Linked DNA regions of Mus musculus: all the other regions are linked to region 2. A link is a loop called in an ENCODE intact Hi-C map of the cell type or tissue named here. Cell type or tissue: heart. All regions are shown on one strand.

What was found. Peaks named below come from ENCODE experiments on the same cell type or tissue, not always from the same donor. Only the 100,000 strongest peaks of a DNase experiment are listed, where the experiment ranks them.
Region 1: a loop joins it to region 2, with 7 times the contacts of the local background. A loop is called at or near these places in 19 of 42 quality-filtered maps.
Region 3: a loop joins it to region 2, with 7 times the contacts of the local background. A loop is called at or near these places in 14 of 42 quality-filtered maps.

Annotation. Positions count from the first base shown.
Region 1 is chr2:94,031,416-94,039,415 of GRCm38, reverse strand. Hsd17b12 (hydroxysteroid (17-beta) dehydrogenase 12) reads left to right here. Exons shown (of 11, transcript NM_019657.4): 10 at 5,340-5,489; 11 at 5,755-6,719. The coding sequence ends at 5,859. Among named protein-coding and RNA genes, the nearest start is that of Alkbh3, 25 kb to the right of the region's middle. In heart, a CTCF peak has its summit at 3,534 (motif pointing left); no DNase peak of the experiment used is centred here.
Region 2 is chr2:94,286,347-94,294,346 of GRCm38, reverse strand. No RefSeq gene overlaps it. Among named protein-coding and RNA genes, the nearest start is that of Mir670hg, 25 kb to the right of the region's middle. In heart, a CTCF peak has its summit at 3,644 (motif pointing right); a DNase peak (open chromatin) is centred at 3,646; H3K4me3 peaks cover 239 bases; H3K27ac peaks cover 958 bases.
Region 3 is chr2:94,050,092-94,058,091 of GRCm38, reverse strand. Hsd17b12 (hydroxysteroid (17-beta) dehydrogenase 12) reads left to right here. Exons shown (of 11, transcript NM_019657.4): 7 at 5,804-5,838. Among named protein-coding and RNA genes, the nearest start is that of Alkbh3, 43 kb to the right of the region's middle. In heart, a CTCF peak has its summit at 3,088; no DNase peak of the experiment used is centred here.

The DNA of each region.
Region 1 (8,000 bases), 250 kb after region 2:
GTATTATGTTTCACATATCTCCAGTCAGGAAGTATGTAGAGTGTAGTATTGGGTATGGTAGTTGGGAATATGGTAGCAAGAAAAACAGGCAGTGAACAAGAAAACATGAGTACAATGACCCCCTATAGCGATAGTGCTGTACATCTCAGCAGGTGGAGAAAGTATAGGGAAATTTACTGATCCAGGCTTATATAACTCCAAGGCAAAAGGTCTGCAGTCTGTTGATCACAGAGCACTAAATCAAGTCTATTCTGAAGATGTGTCCAGTCTGGCTGCATCTCACGACACTACTGCCATTGCATCTTACTTTGGACCATCTCTCTATTTGGCCTCCTGGGCTAGATAAGCAGCTTTCCATGTGACTCCTCTAGAGTCACTTGGAAAGAAGGAGCCTCAGTTGAGAAAACACCCCCACCAGATTGGCCTGTAGGGCATTTTCTTGATTGATGGGGTCAGGGAGGAGGGCCGAGCAAATGATGAGAAGCAAGCCAATAGGCAGTGTTCTTCCATGGCTTATGCGTCAGTTCCTGACTTCAGGCTCCTGCACTGTTGGGCTTCTTATCCTGACTTCCCCAGATAATGAACCGACTATAACTGTAAGCTGAAATAAACCCTTTACTCCCCAAGTTACTTATGGCCATGGTGTTTAACACAGCAATAGATTCACTAACTAGAACACCCCACTACTGCTATCTTTGCTGATAAGATAGTGTCTGTTCACCGTAGCCAGAGTTGGTAAAGCAAACTCCAGTCATTTCACTTCCCTGCTTAAAATTCCACCAAAGCTTCTCATGTCTTCAGAGTAAAACTCTTGAGTTGTATGACCCATGGTGCTTTGATTTCCACACTCAGCTGTTCCTCAGTTTACAAGGGTCTGCAATCAGATATCTCTGGGCTAGCTTCCATCCCTTGTGTGAGAGCATTGCTTATATATGACCTTATCTAAGCCTAATTGCAGAAATAGTCTATCATCAATACTCTGCCCACATCCCTCTGTAAAATCAGGGTCTGTTTTTTACATGGTTGTATCACAGGTACCTAAACATCTTCTAGGATACATTCAGATAAATTACTAGATTGGGGGGGGGGGTCAGTTCCCCCCCCCGTAAATATTAACATACACATTTCATATGTTAAAGGCAAGTTCTTTGTAGGATTAGTAGTCACTCAAAGAATTCTTGTAACCCCTGAGTTAATCAGGAGGCTTTTATGGAAAGACTGATAGTCTGCAAGTAGAGAACGGCAAGCAGCCAAGCTATACTGTACGTGTTTAGTTAGCCATGTGCTTGGGAGGACTTCAGATCCTAAATGAAGATAAATGAAGACACAGACTTAAGTGAAGTTTCCCAAAACTCATAGAGCCACAGCCTTTGCCTTAAGAATGTGTCCAGGCTGGAGAGAGAGCCCAGTCAGTGTGAAGAGAAGCTGTGCATTATGCCTCCAACTCCAGCTCTGGAGAAGGAGGGAAAACCAAGCAGGTTCCCGAAGCCTGTTGGCCAGCTTCAGGCTCAACAAGTCCCAAAAATAGAAAAAAAGTTTAATGTCCTAAAATAATAAAGGTGGAGAGTAATCAAAGAAAGACTCCTGAAAACAGAGCCATCTAACTAGTACATGCATAACACACACACACACACACACACACACACACACACACACACCCCTTGGAAAAGAAAGAAGACAAAGCAAACAGCTGTGTGCTGACTATTGTCAGCCTAATGCTGAAACTGCCCTGGAGTTGGCTTTCCCTTGCTCTTTACTTGGCTGGACCAGAAGGAAGATGGGGAAGCGGGGAGGGACCAAGTGAATCTAGAGAAGGGCACATTAACAAGATTAGGTGCCACAGGTAGAACCTTGCTCAAAATGGAAAGGTCTGATCGTTTTTAGGTTTGAGAAGGATATTTAGTTCCTAGCTGGCTCTGCCATGCGAAGTTTTGAGACTCGGTGTTTGGTTCTTTCGTGTCTGCCATGTGTCTTGTCTTCCAGCATCCAGTTGTCCAGTTGTAGTGCCTTGTCTTGCCTTGTCTTGCCTTTCCCCTTTCCCCTTTCCCCTTTCCCTTTTCCCCTTTCCCCTTTCCCCTTTCCCCTTTCCCCTTTTCTTCCCTTTCCTTTCCTGAATCGGGACTCCCTCCGCAGCACATGCTCTATGAAGACCATAGTCTAAGTAGTCTATTCTAGTGGATACGAGGATAACAACATACCAACTGTGATCTGTTTTATTTAATAAGTTGAGCACACACATAGCATCATCACCTTTTGCCCTATGGCCTAACTAATTATTTCCAGTTGAAGATTCTAAATTTGGAAATCAAGATACTTGCCCACAGCTGTGGCTGTCAGGGTCAGGTTGTTTCTGAGGGGGCAAAACTTATAATGGTGACTTGTTGGGTGTAAGTGGCCTTTAAGTTTTATTGCTTTGAAAACTTTCTGTAAAAGTATAGATGTATTTCTGATTTGTTTCTCATAATCCTTTCCTGCAAAGGCGGAAGATGGATTAATTATTGTTTCTTGGGCATTTATTTACTTTGATGGCTTTTGACATAAAAGATTAACTTACATTTCACATATTCCTTTTAATACCCTTCACAGCTAGATCAGTAGATTTGCTTTCTTGAGGCAGATGATCTTCCTTAAGCTTCAGAATGTTTAGATTGCTGGCTCAGTGGGAAGGTCCTTAGTGCTGCTTGGTGCTCTGCATCTGAATTGCCAGGCCACACTGCCTTCAGTCCACACTGCCTTCACTCCCCTGCCTCAGTCCACACTGCCTTCACTCCCCTGCCTCAGTCCACACTGCCTTCACTCCCCTGCCTCAGTCCACACTGCCTTCACTCCCCTGCCTCAGTCCACACTGCCTTCACTCCCCTACTACCTCAGTCCACACTGCCTTCACTCCCCTGCCTCAGTCCACACTGCCTTCACTCCCCTACTACCTCAGTCCACACTGCCTTCACTCCCCTACTACCTCAGTCCACACTGCCTTCACTCCCCTGCCTCAGTCCACACTGCCTTCACTCCCCTACCTCAGTCCACACTGCCTTCACTCCCCTGCGTACCTCGTGCTATTCTCAGCACTGAGAATGGAGGTGACATGACTGTCTTCTTGAGCTTGTGTTCAAGAACATGCCTAGTGCTTGAACTAACTTTCTTTTGGACTATACCAAATTCCTTGCAGTCCCTGAAAATGCCTTGCTCCTCACAGCTCCTCTCTACCCGTGTTGTTCCTTTACGTTGTTGTACCTAGCTGACTCCTCAACTGTCTTTAGGACTTACCCACAAAGCCCTGCCTCACTCGCCTCTGAAGCCATCGTACTTCAAATAGGCCACTGTTGGACACCTTGATTTTATATCCAGGGTACAGGTACATAGCCTTCCAGCTTAGAATTTCCATGTTTTAGTTGGGAAAATATAACTTGACTAGGAACTCCCAAGGACGCATGTCTTTCTCCACCCCCAGTAGCTGGAGGCTCCTTCAGAACCCCACCACAAGCCAGCTGAACCCTAAAGCCATGAGTTATCTTGTGGTGCCACCATGTGGTTCAGTCAGGCAGTGCAACTGAATGCTGCAGTATCAAAATAGTCCCTTGTATGCTGCTTATGCTTTCTGAACGAGCAGAACAATGGATGAAAGAACAGTGCAATGCATTCTTCACAAGTGAAAGGCATAGTTACAGACTGGCTCCATCTCGGGAGCTCAGGGCTTCCCAGAACTCCTTGTAGACTGTGTCCTCTGGAAAGGCCTTCTTGGGCTTCCATATAACCAGGAAGCATACAGCAAAAAAGATGAGGAAAGCTGTGCACGTGCATGGTGTTACCTGATGTCAGAGTTTACACAGGTCTGTCCTGCCCTGCTCTTTAGGTAGTGAACAAACAACGTAACAATTGGACCCCACAGTTCAGTTTGTCAACCTGAGACTTCCCCAGTCTGCCTAAATACTGATGAGACAAAGTGGACTAAAGACTTGACAAGACATCTTTCTCATTAAAGAGTGATGTATACTAATAGTTCTAATAAATAAATCCTCAGAAGTCAGAAGTCAGAGTCACTCCAACTGCTGGTGTGCTCTAGTGACTGCTGACTCAGTGGACTTGCCTCCTATAGGTGGGGAAGGTGGAGGACGGCCCCAGGTAGACTGAATAGATGGGTTGCAGGCTCAGCTCCCACAGTAAGGGTGGTAAGCTGTATTCTTTGACTTACACTTGGTAGTGAGAAGAATACAAAATTATGTGTGAAAAAATACACGTGTAAACAAATCCCCAAAGAGATGTGGGGCTGTTCCTTCCAGTCTTTGCAGTAAAGAAATCCAAAGTGTGGAGAGACCTCAGCATTATTTGTAGTGTGAGTTTTTGGTGGTGTTTGTTTGTTTGTTTGTTTGTTTGTTTGTTTGTTTGTTTCATTTTAGCCACATATTGAACTGTTACTTTTTCTTAAATAGCAATGCCAGCGGACTTCACCCCTTCTTTTCACCCTTGTGAGAGGAACAACGGTTTGGTGGGCTACTGTACACCTGGATCTTTTGTTTCACAGGAGGACCTCTCTCATCATGACTCCCAGAACTTATTATAACGAGGGTTCTTTGTGTTCCATGTTGTGTCATGGCCAAAATACAGGGGGCATATGCAGTAGAGAACATCACATTTGTGAAATGCCTGGAAAAGCTCATGTTTCGATTCACCACCACATCTGTCCTGTCAGGTGACTTCTCGTCACCCAGGCTGTTGTCTTATTTTCTTTTCATCTCTTCCCCAAACAGAAGAGGGCAAAAAAGATATGGTCCCATCTTAACATTAGCAGTTTATAAAACTTCAGGAGCAGGACGTTAAAACACCGGGGAAGAGAAGTGGTGACCAAAGGCCAGGAAAGTGGATTTTCATCTGTGAAGGACTAAAGCTCATAGAACAAGTGTAATTCCTCAGGCGTGGTGGCGCAGAGTTGTCCCAGTGAGACATTAGAAACCTCACGCTGCTTGACTGCACAGCAGAGTCCCTCTTGACCTGGATAGGAAGGACATCCTGAGCCTCAGCCCCTCAGGTTTCTGCCATTCCTTTCCTTTTAAAGATTCAGAAATGCTGGCTTGTGTTTTGTTTCATTTTATCCCGGCCTCCAATTCTATTTTACCCATAGGTCATCACTGTATTGCAGTTCATGTTTTTGGTATTATATGTTCTGTGAAGTTGGCTTTAGATAGCATGTCTCTCCCACTGCTCTAAAGATGTGAACTCCAGATATCATGAGGATGCTTCTGCTATCATCAGCAGTCAGGCAGGTATCACACTCAGTTTTGTAGCCTTCCTAATCAATGGCATGTGTTGTCTTTTCTCTTTTTGTATGTGGTGGATTCTAGAGTGTCATGCCATACCTTGTAGCTACAAAACTGGCAAAAATACAGAAGCCGACTTTGGATAAGCCCTCTGCAGAGACATTTGTGAAGTCTGCAATTAAAACAGTAGGTTTGCAGACCCGAACCACTGGATATGTGATCCACTCTCTCATGGTATGTACATTTCCAAATCTTAAACATATTTTCCAGTTTGGGCTTTTCTTTCTATATGATTTCTTAGCATCAAGACATATACTTTGACAAAGTGGTACACATCTTTAATCCTAAAAAAGATATTTATATTTCAAACTATATACCTAAGAATTTTTAAATCTCTGTAAATAATAATGTAGAGAATTAGAAGGTGGCAGATAGGCTTTTCTTAAGTTTTACTCAGTTGTGAGCTGTGCTTATATATCTCCCCCATTTCTTTCCCTAGGGCTCAATAAACTCAATCATGCCTCGTTGGATGTATTTTAAAATAATCATGGGTTTCAGCAAGTCTTTGCGGAATCGCTACCTGAAGAAAAGGAAGAAGAACTAAGTGCTGCTGAGTTATTGGGCCCCTTGGCCAGGTGTTTGACCTGTGCCTATACACTGGGCACCTGCCTGTCCCCAGAGTCTTCACTGTTGTCTCAGTAATTACTAACATGGCATAGTTGGCAGAAAACAAATTCCTTTTAGAGGCTCCTAACATATATTCTGGATACAACCAGGAGTAATTTGAAGTTTAATGTAAATGTTCTTGGCAAATGTATGTTCCTTTGACAAAAAGGAACAAATCCCAGAATGACAGCGGTAGACACAGACCCATCTGGCCCACAGTGCCAATGACCACATTATATTTGGTCTGGAAGCTACTATAAAGTGCATTTTTTATTTTAGCATTAGAGGGAACAGGGCTCGATTAATTTGTTATGGGCAGATTCAGTGTAGTTTACATCGAGTTCTGTGAGCTTTTCTAAGTGTATGTCCCAGCTTCGTATTTATGTGGCACTGGTCTTCTCAAAGGTGGCTAAGACATAAAAAGAGAATTGAAACATGGAGTTCTTTCTAACACGTAAGTCCACAAAATGTTATTCTTGGACCACACATCATGTCTGCTCTGTTCAAATGTATGTAAATACTGAATGCTATATAGTGTGCCCGGAATGTAGAGGTAAGTGGGCCAAAGTGTACATCAAGACCAACAACATCCTGTGGTACCGCAGGATCCAGGAAAGCAGCCTGTGTGGACACACAGCATTCGTTGTGTCTGCACTGCACCCGGATACTTGCCTAGGATGGCAGACTCCTTCTGGGGTGGGTGGTGGGGTCATGGAAACATGTTCTTTCTAAGATGGTGTCTCATATTTAGAATTCATATATCTGCTTTTAATAAAAGATGATGTAACTGTGGTGTTGAAATGAAAGTGTATTTTTGATAGTGGAAAACTAAAGCCCCAGTCACACTGCCTTAAAGTAAGCTAAGTCTGACTATAGGTGTCAAAGCATGCACAAAGAAGAACTAGTTCTGTGAAATGTTCATTTGGACAGTCATTGTGTGCATAGGTTTCAATCAATTCCTAATTTGAAAGACCACCAAATCTACTTAAAATTTTAATTGATGGAAGTAAGTATTTAAATATTTCTAACTACTGGTTTCACAAGCTAGTAAAACAGCTCCCCCACCCAAACATGTGCACACAAAATGCTATCTGCTCCCAAAATCATTATGTAGGACTCTTCTATTAGTCCCCAACTAGGAGCCATTTAAGTTGTATACATTTAGCTCTCTGAAAAGCACTTGTTTGCTCCTTCCCCCGACTCCCATCGTTTTGCTATAGAACTGGTAGCCTGGGTGGTATCTCTTCTGTGTGCTTCCACTCTGGCTGGTCTGATAGTTTTGGTTGAGATGTGGTGGGTTCTCACCTATAGGCAAAGGGGAAGGATTTCTCTACAAGCATAATCCACTGCAGGGTGCAGACTCTGTTTCCTGTAAGAAGGTAGCTGTAGTCCTAGCTGGGAGGCCCCTTAGCAGCTTCACAACTTCCCTGTTCTGGCTTTCTGCTGTAACGGGTAATATGTTCTCTTATATTTAACACTCAGTGAAGCCGATGACCAGAAAACATACATTCCACGTAAGTGTCTTGAAAGAAAAGTTTCACTAAAAACACGTGCTCAAAGTCATTTAACAGTGAAGCATATTTTGTAGAGTCACAAAGTTCAGCTTTCTGTTGACAACTTTACATTCTCTGTGTTCTCAAGTATCCTATACTGGCCTAGGACTCACTTTGTAGCTGACGATGGCCTTGGTCTTGGAATCCTCCTGCCTCTACCTCACAAGTGCTAGTGTTAAAGGTATGGTGGCCTCCTGGTTCTCTTTAGTAAACTTTTTTATACCTTTGCTCTTGATGATCCTGAAGACTGCACTCAGTGCCTTACACTGACCTGTATCCCTAGCATCGACTGTTTGGTGTCAGCCTGGGCTAGAGAACAAGACTTTCTCTTGAAAATTTCATCGCCTGTTTGGTGTCAGCCTGGGCTAGAGAACAAGACTTTCTCTTGAAAATTTCATCGCCTGTTTGGTGTCAGCCTGGGCTAGAGAACAAGACTTTCTCTTGAAAATTTCACACATTCGCACCATGAACTCTGATCATATCTACCCCCATCGCCACTTTCCAACTCTTCCTGTATTCCCTCAAC
Region 2 (8,000 bases):
CAGGTCCTCTAGTACATGGTCTGTGCTGAAGAGGAAAGCCAGCATCCCAAGAGAGGATGGCAGTGGGCTGCAGAGGGGAAGCTGGTAGGTGTTCTTTGGTGCCGCCTGAATTTTCTTCTGTCAGGTCTGACCCTCACAGGAAAGACCCCGCTCCTCTTGCTGGCTACTGTGCACCCTGCCATCACTATCTGGTCCAGACTCCTGGCCTCTTCCTCATCCCTGAACTGCTCTATATCCTTTTCTTATGTGCAAAGAATCCTTCTTGCAACATGTCCCCACTCTCTTTCTGAGGACATTGTTCTGGGAGGTACCAACCACCTTCACCATGCTAATGGGCTTCGTGGCTCAGTCTTCATGATGGAAGGTGCCAGGGGGTGAGTTGTGAAAGGAACACATGGTTAACCAGCTTTACACAACTACAACAAAGTACTTGAGCTCTCTCTCTCTCCCATTTTGTTTTTCAAGACAGGGTTCTCTGCATAGCCCTGGCTGTCCTGGAACTCACTGGCCTCAAACTCAGTGATCCCTCTGCCTCTGCTTCCCAACTGCTGGCATTAAAGGCAAGTGCCACCACCTGGCTTGAGGCCATTCTCTTATACAGAGGAAAATGTGTATTTAGATTATCACTTGGAAGGCTCAAGTCTAAGATCAGGAGGGCTGGTCCCAAGTTGTGCAACAGACAGTGGCATATCATAGCAGGAGCATATGTAGGAAGAAAGGGTCACATCACACCATGGCCTGAGTGAGGAAGAATGAGAACTGGCAGGGCTGGGTTTGACTCTCTCTAATAGTACTCAAGAAATTGAGGAGTTCCATGAACCCAGCATGAGTTCAGTGCCAGCCTGGATTGCACAGTGAAACCCCATCTCAAAACCAAATGGAGTACCATGAGAAGCACCAAGGGAGGCCAACTTCCCACCCACAGTGTTTGGGGAGTCCTGCTAGGGCACTTCCCCATGTCCCCACAGTTCCTCCTCTGTGGGTCAAACCTGCCCATATGCACAGCAGTGGTTCTCAACCTTCTCATGCTGTGGCCCTTTAATCCAGTTCTTCATGTTGTAGGGATTGATCCTCATCAACAAAATTACTTTTGCTACTACTTCATAACTAATTTTGCTGCTGTTATGAATCATAGTGTGAAAATCTGATACATGACCTCTGTAGAAAGGGTCATTCATCCCCAAAGGGGTCACAACCCGGAGGTACTCAGCGACCACTGGCAACAGGGAACACTGGAAGTGTTTTTAAACCACCTTCACGATAACCCACCTGTACCTATCAGCTGTATCCACTCATGAGATGAAAACGTCCTGAACGACAGGCCCTGTCTTGCTCAAAGTCATCGATACATCCTCCTCTCCTAGTGGGGCTGGTTTGTAGTGAGTTTCCTTATATGGTGCTGTGAACAGTTGATCTGTAGCTGAATGGGTGATGGATGGAAGAGGATTGGCCTCGGGGATGAGGGGTGAAGCCCAAGGTTGTGAACTAAAGGATATCACAGATGGAATGCAAGAGACAGTATTAAGAATAACTATGGTATATTCGGTAAAAGAAAAAAAAAGCAAGCAGACAAATTGGGCTGCATCTGCTTTTAAAATGTTTGTGTTTAAGGTGCTGTCAACAGTCAAAGGCAGCCCAAAGGATGGCAGAAAATAACCTGCAAACCACGCATCCTTCAGGAGATGGATACCCAGGCTCTGAGGAGGTGACTTGCTCAATAAAGTGCTTGCTGTGCAAACAGAAGATCCTGAGTTCCATTCCCAGCACCCACTGAAATGATGGGCATGGCTGTGTGCCTGTAATCCAGGCACTGGGGATAGAGACAAGATGATCCTGGGGCTTGCTGGAGCTCACTGGCTAGTTATTATAGCAGCAGTGATGAGTTCCAGGCTCAGTGAGAGAGCCCATCTCAAAGAATGAAGCAGAAATTGATTGAGGAAGACAATGGATGTCCACCTCTGGCCTCTATATGCACAGACAGAGATATGGAGATAGAGAGGGGGGTGGGGGAGAGGAGGAGGAGGAAAAGGAGGAGGAGGAGGAGGAGGAAGAGGAGGAGGAAGAGGAGGAGGAGGGAGAAGAAGAAGAAGAAGAAGAAGAAGAAGAAGAAGAAGAAGAAGAAGAAGAAGAAGAAGAAGAAGAAGAAGAAGAAGAAGAAGAAGAAGAAGAAGAAGAAGAATTAACTTTAAGGGCATCGATGACCTAGCATCACCCTGCATATCCTCAATTGTAGCATTCCATGGCCTGGAGATCCTGTCTTACCCAGATCCAGAACAAGTGCCTGAGTATCTTTAATAACCACCCCAACCTACCTTATGGAACCCAAGCTTGCCCTGAATTCACTACTTAGCCAATGGCAGCTGTGACTTTTGGATCTTACTGAATCCTATGTGCTGGGATTAGACCATGTACCACCACACTCTGCTTATGTGGCACTAGGGATGGAACCCAGGGCTTAGCACACATCAGGCAAGCACTGGACCGACTAAGCAGCATCCCTAGGCCTGAGTGTCCCTCCAGTTAATTAATACTCCTGGCCACCACACCTGCTCTGTCTTTTACATCTTTTAGCCCTGTGGGTGTCCCCTAGGTCAGCTGTTCATAACTCATCATCATCTAGTTACCAAACCATCAAACTCTACAAAGTAGTCGCCCCAGAACATGATACTTGGGCATTCCCTTCCCCCTGTGAATGCAGAGGGAAGACTCAAAAGCTCCTGCAGCAACACCGCCTGCCCACCGGCAGTCACAGTCATCCAAATGCTGAATACTCCCAGGGTGACATGTCTGTGCCTTGCAAGGGGAAGGAGATTGTGGAAACAGCTAACACTCATTTGGACCCAAAGCTGGTGACTAAGGAGGATGACAGAGCTGGGTCACTCTGGGGGCAGAAATGGGATGCGCTTAGGGGGGGAAATGAGCCTGAAATTCTTTTGTAGTTTTAAATCAGTCCCTGAGGACAGCCCAAAGGAGCCCTAGACAAAACCAAAGACAACACCTGCTCCTCCCACAGTGACTGCAGGGAAGGAAGGAGCTGCACAGGGTGCCGAAGAACATTCCTGTTAGCTTTCGCTGGGGTTTGTTTTTTTAAGTCTTTGAGTCCTTGGAGATGATATGGATGCTAGCCAAATGCGATGAGCCCATAATCTGCATATCATTTGGGTCCAAGAGGAGGACCTCAGATCTGAATGGGCATGAAGTTCTGAGTGGAAGCATCGGAGAGTTGCAACTGGCCTTTCAGTCTCTAAGTGTCTACCCCCAGAGACTTTGACAGGCACAGCCTAGTACTGAGACCCACAGAGACCTTCAGAAAGTCCTTCTCAGGCGATCTTCCTCGCTCTCAGACATGGACGAGAGGCTGCCCCTCTACCCAGCAGCAGCTCAGCAGCGCAGTTTGCAGACAGTCTTCCAGTGAGCATTAAATTTCACCAAGGTTCTTGTTTAGGAAGGAGCAGGAAAGAGTGCTGGGGTTCCAAGCAGACTCACTCTAGATATGAATTTAATTTGTCTGCACAAGGGTCAGGGCAGGCCAACTCAGAAACCAGTCTGGCCTGGTGTGTCCTTTCCTAAGGAGGATAGCTCTCAGCAGCTAGCCACCAAGGACATGGGATGGAAATCCACTGGTCATAAGACCTCGTGGCCACAAGAGGGAGCCACGAGTTCTGACAGGGGACAGTGGCTATGAGCCTGTCTCCAGCCTTCATCTCCCCCAACGCCCACGCAGGCTTCCTAATCGTGATATTGGGTGCTGATTATGGAGGTGGGCAAGCCATAGGATGCAAGGTGTGGGTGGGCCAGCCACTGTGCAGGTGTACCCCTGCCACTTCCCTCCAGTCAAATGCAATATGCACAAAGGCAGGGGCACCTTTGGGACAAGATGCCCACCAATGCCTCTGAGCTTGCAGGCCCTTTTCAAGGAGCACCTCACCCTTATTTCTTCATTTTTCTTGATAGAAAAAATCAACTGAAATTCAAAAGAGAAATGGGGAAATGCAGACAGATGAGGAGAGCCTGCAACTACCCCTTCCTAAAGACAGCATCACCAAGACAGAGGGGATGGATGCTTTTCTTGAACACTGTTCCGGAGAGGTTAATAAGCATAGGGGAGGGATTTCAGGAAGAATGGGGGCCACTGTGGACATCCATCTAGACAGTTTGTGTAATGCCAAGAAACACCTGTGCTGCAGTATTCTGGAGGGAGAAACAGTGGGGCCAGACACTCCTATGTCCCCAAGTCTAGGGATATCTGGCCTGTTCAATGCCAACACACCATCCTGGTACCATGCCAACTCTATAGCTGAGGGGACTGCACACCACGCATAGAGATGACTTCCCTGGGGTCTTGCATCTGATTGTGAAGTTGAACTGTCTCATTCAAGAAGTAAACGCTTTTAGAACCCTCCAAAGGCCTCTGGGAAAGGGGTCTGTTAGCTTTCAGGCTCAGAGGGCAGAGGACATGGCCATACAGTGTATCAGGACCACACTCTACCCCGTGGCCTCAGCACCCACGGTCTACAGTTCTCAGGGTGCCCCCGCAGTTACAGCTGTCATCCAGTCACCTTCATGTGCAAAACTTTATCATCCACTCCCCCGACCAGAATCTGTGAGAGGGGAGTGGGACTCAGAGACAGGTCCTAGTCAGATAGCCTGACTGTTTCCTGCCCTTAATGAAGGACACCACAGCAATGTCTCCAACAATGGTCCTGAAGAGTGGGCCGGAAGGCTCCGGTCATCTCTGGAGAAAATCTCTGCATCCTTCCTTAGAGGCAGGCAGCTCTGAGAACAGCCCAGACCCCTCTGTTCCCACCTCCTGTTCTTAAGACACCTATTCCCAGACTCAGCCTTGAGGCCCAGGGAGAGGCCACTCTCTGTTGCCAGGGCAACAGCTTCATTGTTCCCGGGCAGTGTTGAGCTCCAGGCCCCCTCAGTTCCTGGACTGGGCTCTCCCTACCATTTGGAGCCAGTGGAGCTGGCAGGGCCCCCATTCTACTTCTCGGGATGCAGAGGAGGGGGGGGAGACAGGCTGGCTGGTCACCATGCCAACAATGCACTGCCCACATTCCTGAGGGAGGGAGCAGCAGGGTGTTCTGTACTCTGGAGAGCAAGTGGTCAGCCTCTTGGGTCACCTGCCCAAAGGCCTCTGCTACTAACCCAGCCACAAGCCCAGGGGCTCCCAGTGGGAGAGGATTTTACTAGCATGGGTATTTTTGTCCATGTTTGCCAGGTTAAACAAAGCTTGGGGCTTAGGACTTCCCTTGGCAGACCTGAATCTTTAACCTTCAGGCAGGACAATCCCTAGCTAAGGCAAAGGAGCCAGACCATGTCCCCCTGAGCTGGAGAAGCATTACATCACCCATTTACTCGGTCCCTCACCGTCTCATCCATTCACCTTTACCAAGGTGACTCAGGACCACCTTGTTGGTAAAATACTATCAAAATCGATTTACACCTGGGGAGACGCTCCAAACTGTAAATGGCCCAAAGTGTCCCAGAAATCGACCTTTCAGAGGAGGAAGGAGTCGGGGATCTGCTGGGTCCAGCATGCCCCACTTGAAAGTCAAGAGAAGAGATCACATCTCCCCACCATCCACAGCATCTTGATTCTGCTGTGTGCAACAAGTAAATTGATTATTGACTAAAAATGAAGCTGGCTCAAGAAAGTTAAGGGCAGGGCGCCTGGCACTGTTTCGGGTGCTCAGTTCTGCAATGAATTCGTAAACAGATGTGTAGGGCAGCTACCTACTATGCTGGGGCAATAACGAGCCGACAACTGTTTGCTCAATCATCCTTTCCTGCCTTTAGTTAATAAGGACTAATGGATCCTGTGTGCCTCGAGGGCCGGAGGACAGGGCAGATACTAGGTCTGGTGAGAGGGACAGATCTGTAAAAAAGCTGTCCTTTCCACTCCGACAGGAAGTCCAGGAAGTAGAGGCATCCCCACACGTAGTGTCTGTGAGTGATTGAGGTCTGAGGGGTTGGAAGCCACTCAGACTGAGTTCAATGGAGTTTCCCATGTGGTAATCCATGAGTCACACACGGGCTGAGCTGACAGTGATTCTGACACTCCTCTAGCTCAGTTTTCATCCAGTCACCACCGTCTTTGTCACATCTGTGTGCCACCTACCGTTATCCAAGTAATAATTTTCTTTACTAAGGACTAAAAATAGGGCCTGGGGAGGTAGAGCCCAGCCCCTGCAGTGCATGCCCAGAGCCCTGGGTGAAGTCTCCTGCAGTGAGTAAACAGGGTGTGGTGGGCTCCTGACACTCCCGGCTGTTTTTCTCTGTTTGACTCAGAAGGCATGGAAAAGAATTTTAAAAGCAAAAGTTGTCCTTGATAGGTCATTTAATTCTATTGTGGGGCTGCCATGCAGGAGCCCCGACTGCATCTCCCTGCCATCCAGTGATGCCCACACTAAAAGACACAGATGCCTCTCGGATCCTCCTTGCGCATTTCTGTGTGCCCCACAGACAAGAGCCCTTTCCATGGCCTCTCTACACAGTCTTCTGTGTGGTCCTCCATCCCTTTCACTGATTCGACATTGTCATTGTGACAGTCTGCTCCACTCTCATATCCCTTGCTCCACTCCACCGGTTACCTCCAGATCAGCGCTGTGTGGCCCCCTTCTTCCTGCGCCTTCACTCTGTCAGCTGGTCCTCACTGGAGAGGGGAGCCCCAAGGACAGAGATTTCCCAGCCTTGCTCTGCGCAGCAGGGCCTGAGCCATGAGTGACTCACTGGCAACCTCCTGGATTCTGTTTTCTGCTGGCTTTTGGCATTTTCCCTTCTAAGCACGTCTCGAGTGGAAAAACAAGCTGGGGATTATTCTAAGGATGTAAACTCTGAGCCTGCCAGCCCTGCCCCTTCCTCACCTCATACACATGGAAACACAGGTACACATGCACATGTGTACACATGTGTGCACATCTGTCACTGATGTCTGACCGTCTACCATGACTGCTCTTACTGTCTTGAAGTTTCCTTCCAGATAAAATAAAAAGCCGTTTTTATTCTGGCTGGTATGCATTTCTAATGAAGTTGCCAAGCTAGGCTAACCTAGGAACATAGAGATAGGAAATAGATTTTAGTGGGTTCCCTGAATTGGGATGATGACAGTTGGGGGTGACAGCTGATGAAGGCAGAGGGGCCGCTTGTTTGATTGCTGGAAGAGCTGTCAATGGAAGCTGCGTACTAGGCAAGTGCTCTTCCACCAAGCTGAACCTCCAACCTTTGTTTTGAGCCGACAGAAATGTCCTACTATGGCTTGTAGTGATCTCTGCACCACAGTGGGGATATAGCCAGAACTATTTAGAGTTGTCTGATTTCAGTGGCTGAACCATATGGAATGTGAACTGTACCTTGAAGCTGTTACCAACAGATGGGGTTAGAGGAGGGCGAGCAAGGGAAGAGGGAGAGCAGGGTCCATCACCAACCTCCATCTCGGCTCTTCCCTCCTGGGTCTTTTTACAGTTGTCAGACCTGCCCACTTCTCTTCAATTCCTTCCATCCACAACTTACTTTAGTGATGATCAGAACTAGCATTTGCTAAGCACAGATTTTGAGTTTGGCAAGAGTTCCTTGTTTAATTCCATAGTGAGGCGGGTTATGCACAAAGCTCACTGATTCAGGTCACCCAGTTACCCTGTGCAGAGGTTGGGGGATGGCAGCATCTTCTGGCCTCTTGTGCTACGCACAGATGCTTCTGCTAGGGTGTCCTCCTTATAAAACCAGGCTTTCCATCGTTATCTCCACCACCACCGTTCAGTCACTGGGACTGTCTGTCAGCCTGCAGGCTCCCCTCCAACCCAACCTTCCCGAACTGTGCCCACCTGATCCACCAACAGGAGCTTTCATAAGGACCACAGGGAACATTAAGACCGTGGTGTAACTCCAGAGCTAACAGCAGAGTATAACAAACTCAGAGTGCTCAATCGGGGCTCAAGACACTGTCAGGGAACCAGGGGTTTCCAATGACTGTCCCAAGAATGCCCCAGGTTGTCTTA
Region 3 (8,000 bases), 240 kb after region 2:
TGACTAAAGGAATGCAGAGCCTTGTCTGGCTCTTTTCACTAGAGCCTTAGAGCATTATAGCAGTGTTGGAACAGATGACCAAGTACCAGAAGTTATGTGATAAAGTAATGTGTGTTATATCAATTTTCATACCAAAGAGTAGAAACACCTAGATAGGTACCTGGGTTCCTTCTGTCAGCAGTGACTGCCACTGCAGAAGTAGAGATACCCAGAGTAGGCTTTGACAGTTTTGTTTCTGTTTCTGGTTTTGTTTTTTTGTTTTTGTTTTTTAAAGAAATAAGTTTGTAAGGGCTTTACTAATTATAAAAGCATTGCAAGATTGTTGCCAAAGATATTTGAAAACTATATGAGCACTAAGAAGAAAATAAATTCTGTGTAATCCTGGCAACAGATGGCTACATTTTAATACATTTTCAAGTATTTTCTAGGCCAGGAAGTCTATTTTTAATGATTTAATAATACTGATTGTGATTTTGTATGAGGTAAATGAACTTCATATTTTTTCTAACTAGAATATACATATCTGTACCAGTAAATCTACCTGAAAATGGGTATGTGGTTTCCTCCAAGGAATTCTGATTTCAGCTGTTATGAAGCCATTCATGTGTCTGTGTACATTTATGTACTGTAGGCCAGCTTGCCTATGAAGTGTTACTAGAGCTACATGTGAGATAACAATGTAGATTAACTTTTTAGACTTTAAAGTGTCTTCGTTTTTGTGGTGTGGATTAATGAAAACATTACTAAAAAAAAAAAAAACTTGTTTTTTGCTGCAAACTTTGAAAGTCTCATTATGATAAAAGTTCTGTTGTGGTGTCTTTGACCTACCTGGGGGAAAACTGTCTTAGTTACTTTTCTGTTGCTACGATAAGACACCATGACTAAGATAGTATTAGGGCCTATGGTTCCAGAGGATTAAGAATCCATTATGGTGGGAAAGTGTGGCTTATAGCTGCAGGCCTAGGACTGGAGCAGTGAACTCTTAGCCTAAGAGTTCACATCTTGTACCACACCCAGAGCAAACTGGAAATGACGGGAGTATTTAAGCCCTCAAAGCTGCTTACAGTGTCATACTTCCTCCAACAAGGCCATCCCTCCTAAACCTCAAACAGCAGCACCACCTGGGAAGCAGGTATTCAGTGCAGGAGCCTATGGGGGACATTCTCCTTCAAGCCACCACAAAAAGGAGTGAAAGTTGCTTACTACGCACTTGTGGAGGCTGTCTGTCTCAGGGGAGAGGAAACAAGTGTAGAGCTCATGTTTATTACTACTACCTACCTAATATTCTCAACCACCAACCTCACAAGTTGTAATAATATCATTTTAGGAAATATGTAAAGAGAAACAACAAACTTCCTGGCATAGTAATTATCACCTGCACATGGCCTAAAATTAGCATATGAATTAGCTCCAGAAACACCATGTGAGCTGTGAGATGCAGTGCAGATGCACAGTGAAAGTTCATGGCAGTACTTGGTATCTGAGTATTAATACCCAGATATCAAGAGCCTAATCAATAAATACACAGTGAAATGGGACTTAACAACTTAGTTTAAATGTCCCATGTAAGTATGATGCTAAAGAGAATTTAATGTCAGCACAGGGAAGTCTGTCTACTTATATGTTGAATATTTTAAAATGATGTGTAACACATGCCCAAATACAGATGGCCTGGAGTTGGATTTAAGACTTAGAATTTGATTATCAGGAAAGGTATTAATGAAAACCTTAGTTGTTTGTATAAAAACATGAAGAGTTCAACTTAACTTCCTGTGGCTTTTCAGTGTTGTTCCTGGCTGACTTTTTAATTCTTTTAAATGAACTTCCACTTCCTTGCATCCAGAAGTAAATATGAGAATAGTGAGCCTTCAGAAGAACCATCAATCACTTTTACCTGTAAAGGTTGTATCTTTGCTGGTGTGCTGTCTGGTCATTAGGTAGTCAGTATGTACTTTTGGCTCTTTAACAATGAGCTACCCAAAGCACTGTTATTCTTTTGCCTTGAGTTTCTCAAACCTTTCATTTTAATTTATATTTAGAAAGAATATATTTGGTTATGTCAGTACATATTAATTAATCAAAAAGGCATTTAAGTCTTAACATGTTCCTGATATAATTTTTAAATATAATTAAGTATCATGTGAAGTTTCATGATGTCTAAACATTTTCTGGATAATTTTTCACCCAGAGCAGAAACATGGTGTGGCATAATGGAAAATATAAGCTTCTGGTTTATATTTCCCCAGTATTTCAGCCAAAAGTTAAATTGTGGTTATACTTGCTTGAATTCTCCAGGTCAAATTGGTACCTACAAATCTCGTTCATTCTCCTCTTTGTGTAGGAAAGCTACTACAAGCGCTAACCAGCTGCTCTTCTGAGCTCCACTTAGCTACTCTTCGTTAACAGGTCTTACTTCCTTAATACAGATGGATACACATGTAAGGGCACACACATGCATGCATGTATGCACACACGAGAAAGCACACTTTTAAAGTTCATCTTCATTTTCCTCACTTCTGTTTCTGGTGAACTCGGGGCTTTGGGAAACTGAGTAATAATAACTTCTATGAAAATGTTTGGAGACAATTTCCTAATATTTTAGCTAAGCATTACGGTCCCCTAGTGAAATGTGCAAATAGAGCCCCTTTCAGATACAGTTGCTTGCTGGTTACCTTGGTTAGTCAGAGTGTAATGCTCATAAATACAGACCATTTTCAGATACTCTTAAGGTTGCATTCGTCCTTTGCAGTGAAATACTCCACAGTATGCCTGTGTGAATGACTTGTGTGAATGTCTGACCCTGATGTCTTCTACAGATGCAGGTTACATGATGCATCTAACCAGTTGTACATATTTTTCTTACATCTCTTTATTTTTTTAATACATCAAACAAAGAAGTCTAGTAATTCAATAGAAAATATTTATTCCTTCATGGTTTGCTTTTTTGCATTTGTTCCTTCTGGCATTTATTTACTGTCAAGTGATCTCCTGTTTATGCTTTTATAACTTAACCAAAACAGTCTGTGAAGCTCTGCCTGGCTTCTAGCTCTAAGTGCTCCTTTCCCTAAGCACTAGTGCCCCCTGTCTGCTCATAGAAGCATCTCATTATGGGTCCTGAGTTCTTCCCTCCCAACCTAGTGGCTGCAGATAAAACAGAAGGATAGCTCCTTACTCAAAGCTGTTGCTTCCAGTTCTCAGTTGATATGCAGAAATTATTTTTATGCCTTTTTACCTCCTGAGTTTTGTAAACTATGATTTCAGTTCCTTGAACTAGCCACATATTATATAGAGAGGTCTCTTAAAGCATTATGAATTTGTAAAACTCTCCTGCTTTGAGTGTTCAGGTTTTGTTTCTTTGCTTGTTTGGGGGTAAATATAAAGAGTTTTAATCATCATTACAGCCTAATCTTAAGAGCTTTTACAGTACCCCAAGAAGATCACAAATGAAACATTTTAAAATAATGAAAGAATTATCCAAAAACTTATGTATGGTTAGTTAAAATGGATGACCTCAAAATTTATTGCTGTTCTTGGCTCAAAATTGTGGGACATACCCTGCTTAAGGGAAGCATTGAAGACTCGGTTGTGCTACATCCTAAAAGGATAGTGGGAACACGAGTGTCCCTTCAGAAGTCTCTGATGTCCCATGTGTGGGATGACACACACACACACACACACACACACACACACACACACACACACCTACCTACCTTCATTCCAAGTTAAGAAAGTAATAACATATAATGTAGATCTTCATTTAACATACTGACTTCAGAAAAAAAGAACCTAGCTCAGAGTCCCACTGCCATAGGAAGGCCTGAAACTAGAACTGTGGTGAGTGCGTCCCACAGTGGCCTTACATCACTGGGTATGAATTAAACAGCTGCTGTTTGCCTCTGGAAAGACAAAGCTTGGGAAATAAATTAGCAAAGTTGAAATTAGTATTAACTTGAAGAGGAGAGAGAGGTAACTGTTGGAAAGATAGACTGTGACATTACCTTTACTTTGACTTGGTTTCATCACATTGAATTTGAAGCCCAGAACTGTAAAATATTTAACCTATTGCTTGTGGAATTCTCTTTTTGGGGAGAAGAGTGAACATGGGTCAGTCTTTATCAGCATAAATGGTTAATCTTACTAGTTAGAATTTTTGGTTAAAAGGTTGGGCAGTGGCCTATACCTGCTTAATATGGGCAAAAACCCTCAAGGTTCATGCCCAACACTGCAAAACAAACAAAAAGAATATTGATTATATCCTATAACAGAGATACAATCACAAGTTAAAGTCAAAATGGGTCAGTTAGTCAGGGTGCTGAGGGGAGCAGGGCTGAGGGTACTACACAGTGACTCCTTTATCAGTAAGTATCCTCCCCTTATCCCTCCTGCCACCCTACAGTATATCACGTTCCCCTTGGGGTCAAACAAAGGCTCCTTCTCTCTACTACATTCTGCCTACAAAGAAGAGGGAAAACATAAGCTGTTTTCCTCTTCTCGAGTCCACAACCAAGACATTGTATGTCCTACTTCTTATAAACTAGATAGTTGTAGGCCATGTGCAGTTGTCAGAGAAATTGTAATACATTTTTTTTTTATGGGAGGTACCAAGAATGGGAAAAAGGTTGTGTGCTCTAGACCTTCATCTGCAAGGAAAGAGCAAATGCTGGAGGACAGCTGGCTGCCTGCTTCGTCACCCTATGAGGATGAGTTATGTAAAAATACAGATGTGTGTAAAGAGGAGGGATGCGATGCGGGAAGCTTCACCCTATGCTTGCTCTTACAGTTTCTCCTTTTTATCTGGGCCAGAAGATTTGGTCGAATCTTTACTTCTACTGAAGTACTTCCCCGAAACTCTGAGGATATTCTTTTACTTTGAAATTGGAGATGTGTCAGCCCACACTGTTTTACTGATACGGTGACAACTTACACTGACAAGTGCATGCACCACCTTGGACTCAGACATCCACATCGCACACTTTGCTGCAGAAAGTCTTCATGATCTTTTGCTTCTGAATATTTCCATCAAAAACAATCTTTTATCAAAATGCTATCATTTTAATTGGTGGTTGATAGTATTCAAAATAAAAGGCTTAGAATGTCTATACTTAGCAAGCATTTCAACTTCTTGTGTTGTTTAGAGAGCCGAAACAAGCTGAACCAAGACTTGTTTAACTGAGGTCTTCTTGACAAAGATTGCACTTCTAACTTGTCTTGAAGAATAGTATCTCCCAAGAGTTTCGTGGCCGCCTGTGTTGACATCGTGTCTTTGGCCGGTGATTATGAAGTTGCTAAATTCCACACATCACCTTTCATGGTCGGTCACTAGAGGCCACAGATGGTTTCGGTGTGTTTTGCTCATAACTGTGGACCTCAGAAGAAATGAATGCACTTGGCATTTACTCACATCTCACCTGCTGGCATCCTCTTCCCCCGAAGCCTTCAGAAAAGATGACTTGAGTCCTTAAGATGAGATCACTTACATCAGCTTGGTAGGCAGGATGCTGTTACGGGTGATAACGTTCCGACTTTTCTGGGAAGGACTGAAGAGATGCCCACTTCCCATAGAGCCCTAGTTATTTGAAGGCGCCCATGCCAGCCTTACTTTTCAGGCAAGGCTAATCTTAGCCACGTTCACTTTGCCACAGCATTCTCTTAATGAACTCCTAACACGGTATAAGATAAGCCTCTCTCTATAGAATGGTGGCTGGCTTCGTGAGTTCCTTTTCTTTGGCATGTGTGGGTGTCTTTCACTCTTTTGTGGCTTGTGTCCTCAGCCATCACTAATGTTTTGTTTTCTCTTTTGCAGGTGACACGCTTGGTGCTGCCTGGCATGGTAGAAAGGTGAGTCACACGCTCACACACAAACACCGTGCTTGCAGAGCTCATTATTATTTATAGGGAGAATCCTTTCTTTGAGAATTTCATTAAAGTGACTAATGAGCCTAACTCTCTGTCTTAGCACCAGGCGAGTCACACAGTGGAGCATGAGTCATTGGTGGCGGAGGCCTTTTCCACTAGACTTTTTTATTTCCCTCTCTAGGGTTGTGGTGGTTCCTTTAGATCAGGATTAAAAAGCCAGCCTGAGTCACCATCACTAACTCAATTGCCTGCTATTCTGAGGGGGTGGATAGAGTTCCTGGGATATTCCTAGGAATGCCTCCTTAAAGCTATAGCTACTTAGAGCCTAATTCGGTAGAATGTCCTGAAACTATATACCTTCCTCTGGTGTTCTCATTCTTGCTGGGGGAATGGATACATGAGAGGCTAATCATGATGTGAAGTGACCAACTGTCAAACTAACTCTAGGAGGAAAGGGCCAGTTGGAATTGGGTGCAGTAGAATACCCCAAATGTCTTCATTTTATTGAGAAATTTGTGGTTGCGTTTCTACATGTGAGACAGCACTGAGTGTAAAATATAACTAAACTTCTCAGTCTCCTTCTCAGAAGAATCTAGATATTGCTTAGGCCTTCAAAGAAAACCTGCCAAAGAGAGTTGGGTTTGAATGTTGGACCAATTTGTTACTTTAATTTCAAGCTCCATCAAAGCTTTGATAGAGGAGGAATCAAATATCCACTTCTGTTAACAGACCGGGAGGAATGCAGTTTATGCTACTGACTCCACCTATATGTTCTGCTTCATTCTAGCATGTGGCTGTGAGGGAATGGGGCTCAGAAGTCCATTTTTTTGATCATGTACAATAATTGGGAAACTTTTTCAGCAAAATTAGTTGTAGTTGTATTTTACATGTATTGATTTGTATATTCTAGTTGCCTTATTTTAGTAAAGTTTCCCTTTAAAGCCTTCAAGTGGAGTATTGACTGGGGCAGGGTATGCGCCGATGATAGGACATGAAATTGGCAGTGGGCAAGCCAGTGGTCATGCCAGAACTCTAGAACCAGGACAGAGTAGAGTCCAATAAGGATGATATTTGGGTCACTGTCTTAATCTGAGTTTTGACATCTGCAAATGGTGTTATAAAGAAATCTTTGGACTTGGGGTAGGTGTTCAGTATTACATCATTTGCCTAGCAAGCCATGTATTCCATCTTCACCAATTAAACAAAACAAGGCCATCAAAATTGTAAGCCATAGAAGTATTATGAAAGAATTTTTTTTTAAGTTTGTTGGTGAAAACTATGTAAAAGGAAATGATGGCGATGAACTCATTTCCAGGAGCAAAAAGTATTGGATTCATAGAATGCTTGGCCCAGTGCACTGGGTTAGTTGAAAGTAGCCCCATCCCCCCACCCCACCCCACCCCACCCCACCCCACCCCACCCCTTTAGCTTAGTGAGATGAGATGCTGTGAAGTGCATGGTGCAGAGGTAGAGCTAGAGACCTATGGCCATCGCTAGACCCAGCAGCAGCACCCGGTCAGAGCTGACACTGGGTATGAAGGAATAGTGTGAAGGGGAATTCATGCTTATCCAGCAGAACCCAGCTTGGAGAATCCACATGAGTTCAGTCCTTGTGGTTCAAGAAATTAAGTTGGGTTGAGAAATGACCTGGTAGAAAGCCATCAGAAGCTGTGGAAAGCTAGAGTCATAGAAAAATGGGGGTTGGGCGGAGGCTTACTAAGGACTAGTTAGACATGTATGTAGAGTTTATTAATCAGTACTTTGTATTAGAACGGGCATCTATGTCCAATGGAGCTTTAGGAGTTATTAGGTATATTCGTCAAGGTGTGCTAACTACACTAATAGATTAATCCCTACCTACATGGCTTATCAGGTTAAAGATTTATTTTCCCCTTTTTTCTCCACCTTGTCCTTGAGGAATCTCAGGCTCCCTCCATCTATGGGCTCTGGCATAAATCTTTAAGGTCTTATCTTAAGAAAGAGTTTTTCACCCAGCTAACAGGTAAAGGAAGAGAATCAGAATAATGTTAGGGGAGGCTTCATGGGTCAGCTCTGGAAGGAGTGTATATCACATTCTGCTGTCCAGAACTCCACCTGTAATAAGCTGCAACTTACTGCAAAGGAGAGCAGCAGTGTTAGTTGTT